2 separate regions of the Homo sapiens genome follow, and region 2 is linked to region 1. The links are chromatin contacts, found by POLR2A ChIA-PET in ENCODE. All regions are on one chromosome and are shown on one strand. Each heading gives the region's core, a stretch centred on a gene start or an enhancer-like site at or near the end of the contact. The rest is flanking DNA. Distances are from core to core; before and after follow the strand shown.

Region 1 (5,537 bases), core at 1,665-4,164:
GCCCCACAGAGCCACCTGTGGTGAGTCACCTCCTGAGGAACTGCCATGTCTCCTCAAGCCTACCATGTCTTGCTCTGTCACCCAGGCTGGAGTGCAGTGGTGTTATCTCGGCTCACTGCAACCTCTGCCTCCCAGGTTCAAGCAGTTCTCGTGCCTCAGCCTCCCGAGTAGCTGGGATTACAGGCACACACCACCACACCTGGCTAATTTTTGTGTTTTAGTAGAGATGGGGTTTGGCCATTTTGCCCAGGCCGTTCTCAAACTCCTGGGCTCAAGCAATCCACATGCCTCAGCCTGTCAAAGTGCTGGGATTACAGGCATGAGCCACCACGCCCAGCCTACTCCGTAAGTTTTTACTGACCAAGCCCTCTGTTTGAGGCCACAGTATATCACTTAGTGTGCCCAGGATATCCCAAACCTTGTGTTAAAAGAGGTTGCCTTCCAGAGAAGCCTAGAAAGTTGCCACCTTTGAGAGTTATTGTGCACACTGACATATTAAAGGCCCCAGCCAGCCCTGGATTAGTTTAATTCACCATGTCTTACATTTAGTTGACCATGGATAACACTGTATGGCATGCCTGTTGTGATCTGAAGATACACTGGTTTAGAAAACACTCATCTTATCCAACCCTCTCCTTTTATTAAAAGGGGAAGCTAAGGCCCAGAGGAGGAAATGGACTTTTCCGGGTCCCACAGCAGATTAGTGGCAGAGCCCTTGTCTCTGTGTCTTGGTATATTGTACCAGACAGTATTTCTCACCAGTCATGTACCCTCCAAGGCCAGCAGGCCAGCCTTTGGCCTTTGCTGAAATAGATGTCAGAACTGATAATTAGGAAGAAGGGAAGAATAACAAAGGTTGAGTGCCCCAGCCAGGATGCATTATAGGAAGTGAAGGCCTCTGGCTTTGCCTTGGAGGAGTCATTATTGTCATTACTCCCTGGGGCTCACTGGCTCCATGAGCATGCTGGGGACTCCAGAAAAGTGTCTTAACCTCAGTCAGAGCCTGATCTTTCTGCTCCCCTGCAGCCACTGGCCTGAATGGACCGGGGGCAATAATAGCATAAGTAATCCAACATCTGTTCTGGAAGGTGGCCACTGTTACTGTCCCTGTTCTCACATGAGGAAATGGAGGCACTGGCGGGCAGGGGTTGGCCTAGGAGACACAGTACATGGTGATGTTAGGATTCAAAGAGGGCTGGCTGAGCCTAGAGTGTTCTCGTCACCAGATGGGTTCCACCTTAGTCATTCCTTCTTATCAAAATGCATTCTCATTTCTCTTCTAGAGTGTGTCCTGCCCAGAGCTCTTGGACCAGCATTATACTGTGGACATGACAGAAACTGAGCACTCTATCCAGCACCCAGTCACCAAGACTGCCACGCGGCGCATCGTCCATGCAGGCCTACAGCCCAATCCTGGTGACCCCAGTGCTGGGCACCACTCCTTGGCCCTGTGCCCTGAATTGGCACCTTACGCAACCATCCTGGCCTCCATCGTGGACAGCAAACCAAACGGTGTCCGCCAGCGGCCCATTGCCTTCGACAATGCCACTCACTATTACCTCTACAACCGCCTCATGGACTTCCTCACCAGCCGCGAAATTGTCAATCGTCAGATCCATGACATTGTACAGAGCTGCCAGCCTGGTGAGGTGGTCATTCGTGACACCCTCTACCGCCTTGGGGTTGCTCAGATCAAGACAGAGACAGAGGAGGAGGGTGAGGAAGAGGAGGTGGCCGCAGTGGCAGAATAAGCCAGGCTGTTGTACAGGGACTACACCATCTCTCAAGCCATAGTAAGGCCCTTGCCTGAGGCAGAGCTATCCAGGGGACCTGCAGAAGTGGTCTCCTGTGGGGAGGGCCTCTGACTGCTGGGACTGACCAAAGAGCTTCCATTCCCTGAGCATGGTGGGACCCAGGGTCCTCAGTTCTCAACCCTCCAGGGGTCAGGAGTGGTACCAGGAAACCTCTTCTGGCCCCGAGAGAGCACTTGGGGGACACGGTATGTTTAATGGAGGGGAGGCTGAGGGAAAGGCTCGTAGCTGGTGGGTTCCGTGGGGCCTGCGGTGTGGGTCAGGGTGGAGGTCCTGGGTGGGCTAAGGCGTGAGCCCCAGCACTAGGTGGGAAGGCTGCTGAGGTCTCTCCCACCCCTGAGGAGCCCTGGTTTCAGCCCCCTCAGTCTGATGAATTGCTTAGCCTGTTGCCTTTGACTAGGGGCCTGGGTGGCCTCATTAACTCTAGGGGTCCCTTTGGGCTCTTGATTCTCCCTGAAGGAGGGATGCATTTCTCTCTTGCTCTTCCTGTACCCACATTTGGGGGAAGCTGAGGAGGGAGGAACAGTCAGCCACAGCTCTCTTCCAGCACTGTCCTCTCCACCCCAAGCTTTGAGGAAGAGCATCCCCTTCCTCCTTTCCCTGGCCACTGCTGCTGCAGCCAATATCCTCTCTGGGCCTGGGACCCTCTCCACAGAGGGGATGTGGTCCCTGGTCATGACATAACCTAGCAGCAGTAGGAAAAACTCCCTTCTATGAAGGGGAAGCAGACTGGGCCATAAGGAAACAGCAGGACTGGCTCAAGTGCCCAAGGTTTGTTTAGGGCCTGGGAATTGGCCATGTGTTAATTTATTGAGTGGAGTAGGTGGCTTTTTTTCCCTCCCTCTTCCCCCAACAAGAATAAAGTTTATTAAATTATCTGGTTTTGGTGTAGCAGGAGTCAATTCCGTGCACATCGTATGGGGCACAGTGTGGTCAAGCTCCACAGCTGTGAGCTCGTCACTTCATGTGAAGGAGGGAAGGAAAGAAAGACGTTCCAGGGAATTTGCAGGTACTCATGTGGCACAAAGAACCAGAGGCTGACTGCATTAATGCTGTTAGTTTAATGTGGACAGAGACATCCCACGGCGTGACTGTTAGTTAGGATGAGTCAGCTTGGGGGAGTTTGTGCTTCCTGCTTGGTGTGGCCAGCCACATGCCAAGGTCCCCTGCCTTCTAGCCCAGAATGACGGGACTGGGCAGAACACCCCCAACTTTTAGCTGCCACTTGGCTCATTACAGCAGTACCAGTATGGGGGTGGGAGGGGTGAGGCTGTGGAGTGAAGGCGGCGTATAGGGCAGAGACTAAGAGGTCCTGTGAGATTCTTAGAGGAGCCATCCTGCTCCAAGGGGCCTGAGCTGAGTGTGGTCTGTGAGCATCTGCTGCTCCTCTCAGAGAGGGAGATCTCACTCTCTGCCAGTCTGTCTAGCCCCAAAGAGCCTGGTTTTCTCAGTATCAGTGTAGCTCCTGGGGACTTCATAGGCATAAAGTCAGTCCATTTCCATGAAGATAAGGGGATTAGGAAAGAAGGTTCTACTAGTTGGCATAGCAAACACGAGGCCAACACCATGAGAACAGTAGGGGAGGGGGGGGTGAGGGCTCAGCCCCCAGCCCCTGACTGGCAGTGATGGCCCATGCTCAGGAAGTGGGATCCTCTGACCTCCCCTGAATCCCTCACCTTCCCAAGTTTCAGAGCTGGGCCGAGCTGTTGAGTGAAATGACCGAAGGCAGAGTTTGTATGTTCTCCCCGTGTCGCCCCATCCATGGAGGAGTTGAAGTTTGTGGGAGGGGAGAGTGGTACTCCCTGTCGTCAACTCCTCAGCAGAACTGATAGTTGTTGGGCTGCAGCAAGGGCTGGGCGATATCCCCTTGCTCGCAGCAGGTCAGGTGCTCACTAGAGCTCTCCTCCTCCAGCTCACTGCTGCTGCTGCCGCTGCCACCGCTTCTGCTGCTGCTCGGCAGATTGGTATAGTCCTGAGGGTGGGAGGGACCAGAAACTGTCAGTCCAGATCCATCAGGCCCAGCCCAACGTGCTTTACCGGCCACCCACCCCAAGCCTCACCCCACTCACCCGCTCTCTCCTGTCCTCTTGGGCCTGCTCCTGAAGGAAGGAGCAGATCTGCTGGAAGGTGGGTCTGTGGGTGGGCTCCAAGGCCCAGCAGGCCTGCATGATGCTGTATCTGGGAGATAGGACAGAGGATGCCCATGGGCAGCTCCCTAGGGTCCAGGGGCCATTAACACACACCCCTAGAGAGACCTACCCAGCAGAGGTCCCCAAACCCAGTCAAAGTAAGTTTAGTATAAAACCTATGCCAAGTCCTTGGCATGCTTTACCATTTAATCCTCACAGTAACCCTTGCAGAAGGGTACTCTCATCACCCTCATTCTGACAGATGAGGCCATTTTGGTATCCTCAGGGTAACTGTAATAACGATCTCTTAAAAGTCTGTTTAGGGACAGGTGCAGTGGCTCATTCCTGTAATCCCAACACTTTGGGAGGTTGATGCAGGAGGATTGCATAAGGCCAGGAGTTCCAGACCAGCCTGGACAACATAGTGAGATCCCATCTCTACTAAAAAATTTTTTAAAAATAGCTGGGCTTGGTGGTGCACACCTGTAGTCCCAGCTGTTTGGGAGGCTGAGGCCAAAGGATTGCTTGAGCCCTGAAGATTGAGGCTGCAGTGAGCTATGATTGCACACATCACTGCGCTCCAGCCCGGGCTACAGAGCAAGATGCTGTCTCAAAAAAAAAAAAAAAAAAAAAGGAAAAGTGGTCGGTTAGGACCAGCCCTAGTGAACAGCTGCTTCTCTGAGAACATCCCCCATAGCTTGAACTCAAAAGGGGCTTGTTGTGTCCACTATGGGAGAGATAAAGTCTGACCCTGGAACATTTTGGACAGGGAAAGATCAGGGCCACACGGCCTTCCATCCCTTTCCAGCGAAAGCCTGGGGTGTCCTTTTCCCTCCCTGGGATCCCTTCGCTTACATATTCTTTGGGGCAAATGCAGGCTGGGCCATTTGGTATCCATCCTTCACCAGTTTATAGAACTTGCTGTTCACCAGGATGCCAGGGTAGGGATTCAGCCCTGCAAAGGCCAAGATCAGGTAAGAGGCCATGCCCATTGTCTTCTCCCCATTCCCGCACACCCACACACATCTTAGACTGGGTTTAAAGGGTCCCACTTGACAACACTGCAACAGCAGCTACTCTTACCCGGTGCTTCCTGTGTGCCAGCCAGTGTGTGGCAGGCTTAGGCTTTAGGAAGGTGTGAGCCTCTATCCAGGCCTTATCACACCAAACATTCTTGCACAGGCTTTGGAATCAGACCAAAGCTTCAGCTGTGTATCGTTAAAGTGTGGACAGTCAGGTGGTTATGAGGGTATAGGAGCAGCGTATTTAAGAACTGAGTACAAGTCCTTGTGCCTAGTCCTCGGGAAATAGCAGTTCTTTCTACTAGAGCCTAGTAGTAGAGAGCTGCATCTTCAAGGGTCTGTAGATTTCAGACAAAGGAGGGAAACAGTGACAAAGGAGGGTAACAGGTAACAGCAACTGAGCAGAGACAAACGAGGGAAGAGCCAGAAAGGAGCGCCTGTCAGGGGCAGAGGGTCTGCCGAGTCCCGCAGGAGCCACGATGCTGGGTTTCGAGAGCCCTTGCCCATTCCTGCACTCTCACCAACCCTCGCTGTGTCCTGGGCACCAAACAGCTTTGTCCACCAGTGGGGCAACC
Region 2 (5,537 bases), core at 1,357-3,856, 240 kb after region 1:
TGTTCCCTCTTTTGCATCCTTCCTTCTCAGTTCTCCGTCTTTCTCATCTTTTTTACTTCCTTTCTGGTTTCCAGCTCCCTCTCTTTCTGTCACTCTTCTCTCCCTCCCCTGCTGGCCTGCACTGTGCATGCGGTCCTGGGGGATGGGCAAGTTGAGGGCTGCAGGATCCAGATAGCAGAGAGATGGCTGGAGAGGCAGAAGAGAGAAGAAGAGGAGGGAGAAGAGGAAGAAGTCCCCTCTGAAAGTCTTACACATGAGCACACACACACACCCCTCTGAGCCTTCCAGAGCCTAGCTCAGCGGTGTGGGCACTGCCTCGGACAGGCACCCCCCACCTTCCTGAGGGTAATAGCCACTCTGCTGAGAAGGCATGACTGCTAATTCACCACCTCCCCTGAGCCCGCGAGGCTAGCAGCTGTGCCCGGTGGTGGCGGGCACTGAGGAGCCAGCCGTGCCTCTGTGGCGCTGAGAGAATGAGCCGATGATTGCAGGAGGGGGACTGTTCCTGCCAAACTCCCCACTCCCCAGGGCCAAAGCAGACACGAGAGGCAGCACGTGTGCCCCCATCTGCAACACGCGTGTGGTATTCGAGAGCAGGCCTCCATGCTATGGGCTGGTCGCCAGGGGTGGGAGCCCTGGAGGTTGCTGAACCCAGTCCTGACATGCCAGAATAGGGATTGGCACGTGAACACAGGCAGTGCTCCACAGAGACAGAAGGGATGAAAAGTGACCAGGGCTGGGTTCCTGCATGGGTGATTGTAGCCCCAGTGGCATTGTGACAGCTGACTCAAATCCCACCTTCCACAGCCCACACACATATGCCCAAGTGCCCCAGGGTCCTGCAGGGCCTGGGCAGGCACCACAGAAAGTGTGCCATCCAAAGGGTCCCCACAGGGCCTGTCCCACTAAGGGCAGTGAGCATGGGGGGCAGAATTGGTGGAAAGTGGGCCAAGAGAGAAATGGTCCTGCTGAGGGTCTGGGTGGAGGGAGATTGGGTTCATTCATTGCAGTAAGTAAGGCTAGGCCTACATGAAGAAGTGGGGGAAGTCAGGGATCAGGGAGCAGAACTGTCCCTGAGGTCTCCCACACAGGAGGCACTCTTGCAGGGGAGAGTGAAGCAGAGAGCCATGGGACAGAGGACAATGGCTACTGGGCCGATGGCTGCATAGCACTCCTTGCAGTTAGAGGACCTGAGTTCGAGTCCTGGAAGAGCTTGCAGGAGGTCTCCCCAGTAGAACCTCCACTTCCTCCTGAGAAAGATGGAGCCCAGAGCACTGGCCCTCCATCCAGGTGTGGGGCTATCACTTGGCCCTTGGGGAATGGGTTACCAGAGCCCAGGACTCTACTGGCAGGGCCCAGCTTGGACAGGCTGCCCCCTGGCTCTGGCCCCTACAGCTGGCAGATCAGCTGCCATCTGGTGCAGCCAAGGAAGAAACAGGGGGTCTCACCAGGCATCTCTGGGCTCCACTTCCCCAGATCTGTGGCCCGAGGGACCGGAGCTGCCTCTGATCTGCCCTCCCTTCCCTCCCCACAAGCACAGGTGCTCAAATGGTACGAGCACCTGCCTGGCAGTGCCAGTTGGCGGCCTGGCACAGAGTCCAGACCCAGGTGCCCCGGCTGGAGGAAACTTGGGCCACAGGAGATGGGAGGGGGCTGGCAGGAGCCATGCTGATTGCTGGGAAGAGCAGAAGTCACCACAGGCTGAGCCTGTTATCGTAGTGCTTGAGTGCTCTGGGGCACCCAAGACCCTCCACCAATCTCAGGCCTAGGCCAGCCGCCAGCTCCTCTAGACCAGGTTGCAGGCTCAAGCTTGCGTGGGGCCACCGGGCTGTTTGCTGAGCGCTGGGTTGGGTAGGACTCAGCTAGGCAAGCTCTGGGCTGGATTTGAGACTGGACCAAGACCTGGGGTCAAGTCTCCTTCTCAGGGCACCAGGAACAGGTGCCAGCCCCATCCCCAGCTAGTCTTTCTTGGTTTAGGTTGGTCACAGGCAGTAAGCCTCGGTGATTAGGGGACAGCAGAAAGGGCCATTCACGGTCCTGCACTTGCGGTGCCAAAGGGCAGGGGCCCTGGGAGAGAAGTGGGGGCTGGAGCTGGAGGGTAAGCCTCGGGCAGGGCTGACTCAGCAGGCACAGGAGAGGCCTCCATACAACTCGTGCAAGCCCGGAGTGGCAGGGAAGCCTTGGCTCCATGCCACCCTGGAAAGGCCCCACCCACACAGCTGGGACAAGCACCCAGCAGAGCTAGAGTACCCTGAGGAGTGGGCGAACTACGGACAGCTCATCTCCCAGGGTGTGTCAGGCCTGGGCCACCGCCCTAACAGGTGACTTACTTCTTCAGAGCCTCCCTCCTGAGCAGACTGAAATGCTGGAGGTCACTGGAATCCAGAGGCCTCTGCCTATCCTGGCTCCTGCCCCACGACACAGCTGGGAATCAACATCATAGAGGCAGGGAAAGATGCTAGTTGGGGGAGGTGATAAGGGGTAAAAAGAATAGGGCCAGGAGGAAGGGGCTTAGAGCATGAATGGTCACCTCCACCCAACAGCCTCAGGCCAGACCCTCACTCCTGGACTCAGCCACATCTGCAGTGGGGATGGAACTCTGTAACCAATACCTGAACCCCCACACATACCGCACCCACCCCACCCCACCCATCCTGCTCATCCACAAGCTGATGAGTCCTAACAGGCCTCCTTTGCCAGTGACAAAAATAACTATTTTAAAAATTCACAGCAGGGCTTTCGCCTACACACACTGCGCCGACTGGAACCTGAAGGGAGATATGCAGAACGCAGTGTGCGGATGGAGGCGCGCTAGGCGGCAGGCGGGCTCTGCAACACCCGTGGCCTCCTCGCTACCACTCAGCCTGCCCCCCACCCCAACACACACACATGCACACTAGCCCAGAATGGCCAAATGGGAAGTGCTCTTAGATCATCACTGAACATAGTGGGATGTTGAGGCCCAGAGAGGGTCAGGGATGTGCCTGAGGTCACATAGTGGGTCTGTGGCAGGACTCCCATTCCCCCACCGCCTAGCCAGGCTGTCCACCTCCTCTCCTGTTCACTCGGCCGACCGTGAGCTCATACCTGCCCCCAGGACACACATGCACACACCCACACATGCTCATAGTCAGACAGCACTGCATCCCTCACTTCCATGTTACGACACTTTAATCAAGTTCACAAGCTCCTCCACAACCTTGGCCAGTCTTCCAGAGCCTCATGAAGGAGGCAGAGCCAGGGCTGGCATCCCCACTTGCAGGTGGGGAAATCAAGGCCTAGAGGGCAAGAACTGTGCCCCAGGTCACAGGAGAACCCAGGTGTCCTGGTACTGGTTTGGGGGCTCTTCACAGCTCTTTCTACCACCCTTGGTGCTGCAGCAGTTAATGGCCCAGCCAGTTTCTCTGGGTACTGGAGGGGCCAGAAGAGGAATTTTGCACCACGGTGCCTGACACCAGTCTGACCGGAGGACTGGCCTAGGCCATGTGAAGACCCAAGAAGGTCAACCCCCCCGACCCCTGCCCTCCACCCACAGCGCTTGGGGGTCCCTGTAGAGAGCAGCCAGATTGCCATGCTTCAGCTGGGGGCCAGGCTTGGAGTTGCCTCCAGGCAACTCCCAAACACCACCACAGGGATCCCGTGTTAAGGGGGAAGCCTTAAAGGAGTTGTCAAGTGGCAAGGCCGGCCAGGAACTCCACCGTGGCCCCAGGCTCCAGGGCCACACCAAAGAGTCACAAAGTCATTAGAGCTCATTTTACAGATGAGGAAACTGAGGCTAAAAGCTCATGTGGGTCACCTGAGGTCACAGAGCAAGTCCGTGAGGAGGCAGGACTGAGACACAGGCATCCCAGTCTGGTTTATTCCCACCCACTCCTATCCAGGCTCCCTACCCTGTTCAACCAAGGGACTCTACACCCTCCAACTCCCTGTAGATGGAGATGTGACAGGCTTCTCCCTGAGAAACAGCAGGGCCAAGCCGGAGTGGGGAAGATCCTCTAAAGGACAGTTTTCTCCCTCCCCACCATCAGATCCGTTGGGACATTAGCCTGGTGTTGAGTTTACGGAAAAAGGATCGAAGCTTGCAAATCTTGCATTTTTTCTTGCGACGACCCCGGGAGAAGCTTCGAGCCCTCCCTTCCTCTTCCTCCTCTTCCTCATCACTGGCCCAGGGCCCCCAAGCACCCCCATTAAAGTCAGGATGAGCCCGGGGGTTCTCAGCTGGGTAGCGTACCGGGATGGCTGTGCGGTTATATTCGGCCAGGCGAGCCAGCAGGGTGCGGACCACATCAGGCCGCTGGCCAGCCAGGTCCTCCCGTTCATAAGGGTCAGCACTGATGTTGAAGAGCCACACGGCCTGGCGGACACTGGCCATTCGTTCCAGGTTCCACCAGCTACCCGGGAAGGTGGCCAGTGTCTGCGGTGGGATCCAATCGCCATAGCCGGGGTCTCCTGTCAGCAGCTTCCACTCACCCACGCGGATGGCAGCCTGCACGGCGGTGTTCCAGATGCCAAAGCCGCCCTCCAGGGAGCCATGCTGGGCATGGTTGTAGAGTGGGTCAATGTTGTGCAGGATCTCCGTGCGTGGTGAGGCCCGGCCCTCGCTGATGGCCGGCCACACGTCGTAGCCATCTAGCCCATCGGCTGCTGAGGTGGTACCACCTGCCAGACCCACCAGGGTCGGGTACCAGTCAGTGATGTGCATCAGTGCCCGGCTTGTCCGTTGCTTTCGCTTGAGCAGGGGACTGTGGACAAAGCCTAGGCCCCGCACGCCACCTTCCCAATAAGTGCCCTTGCGTCCTCGGAGCGGCCAGTTGCTGCCCCCCGAGAAAGTCTGGCCACCATTGTCACTGGAGAAGATGATGACACTGTTGTTGTAGAAACCGTAGCGCTTGAGGGCCCAGGTGATGTTGCGCACAGCCTCATCCATGCAGGTCACCATGGCCGCGTACTTCCGCCGGGCCACATTGCCCATGGTGCGGTAGCGGTACAGGTACTCACGAGGGGACTGCAGGGGTGTGTGTACTGCCTGGAAGGCCACATAGAGGAAGAGGGGACGCTGAGGGCTGTGGCTGGCCAGGATATGGCTGGCGCGCTGGGCATAAAGCATAGTGGAGTACTGGCCGCTGAGCCCCCAGGCCACATTCTCACCCTCGTGCAGGTCGAAGCCGCACACGCCTGGGCCATCACAGTTGTCATAGGTGTAATAGTCCACATTGCCCGTGAGCGAGCCCAGGAAGGTGTCGAAGCCCCGACGGGTGGGCAGACACTCCTTCCGGTAGAAGCCCAGGTGCCACTTGCCCACCATATGGGTGGAATAACCTGCCTCCTGCAGCTTCTGTGGCAGTGTCACCTGGTCCAGGGGCAGGCAGTTGGGCTGCTGTGGGCGGATGATGGAATGCTGGAGTCCTGTGTGGATCTGGTACCTGGTGGGGAGGAGGGGAAGGCACAGAAGGCACAGGTAAGCTACAGACCATTGCTCTGGCCATCCAGTCCCCAGTACCACTGTGAGGTGGGCTGTGGTCCCAGCACTACCAGCA

The links. ChIA-PET counts read pairs that join two places held with the same protein, here RNA polymerase II (POLR2A).
Region 2: POLR2A ChIA-PET joins it to region 1 with 11 read pairs in GM10248. The contact joins two enhancer-like sites. POLR2A ChIA-PET finds 5 or more read pairs at or near these places in 2 of 52 experiments (GM10248 and common myeloid progenitor, CD34-positive).

Annotation. Positions count from the first base shown.
Region 1 is chr5:150,050,442-150,055,978 of GRCh38, forward strand. It overlaps HMGXB3 (HMG-box containing 3), which reads left to right. Exons shown (of 20, transcript NM_014983.3): 19 at 1-20; 20 at 1,284-2,687. The coding sequence ends at 1,751. CSF1R (colony stimulating factor 1 receptor) reads right to left here. Exons shown (of 21, transcript NM_001288705.3): 19 at 4,796-4,895; 20 at 3,881-3,989; 21 at 2,854-3,783. The coding sequence ends at 3,628. Among named protein-coding and RNA genes, the nearest start is that of CSF1R, 33 kb to the right of the region's middle. Within about 2 kb of position 2,915, at least 3 of the 41 ENCODE cell types and tissues checked have a DNase peak (open chromatin) inside an H3K27ac peak, as active enhancers do.
Region 2 is chr5:150,293,190-150,298,726 of GRCh38, forward strand. ARSI (arylsulfatase family member I) reads right to left here. Exons shown (of 2, transcript NM_001012301.4): 2 at 3,154-5,423. The coding sequence ends at 4,025. Among named protein-coding and RNA genes, the nearest start is that of CAMK2A, 6.2 kb to the left of the region's middle. RefSeq lists enhancers at 1-347, 348-928. Within about 2 kb of position 2,607, at least 6 of the 41 ENCODE cell types and tissues checked have a DNase peak (open chromatin) inside an H3K27ac peak, as active enhancers do.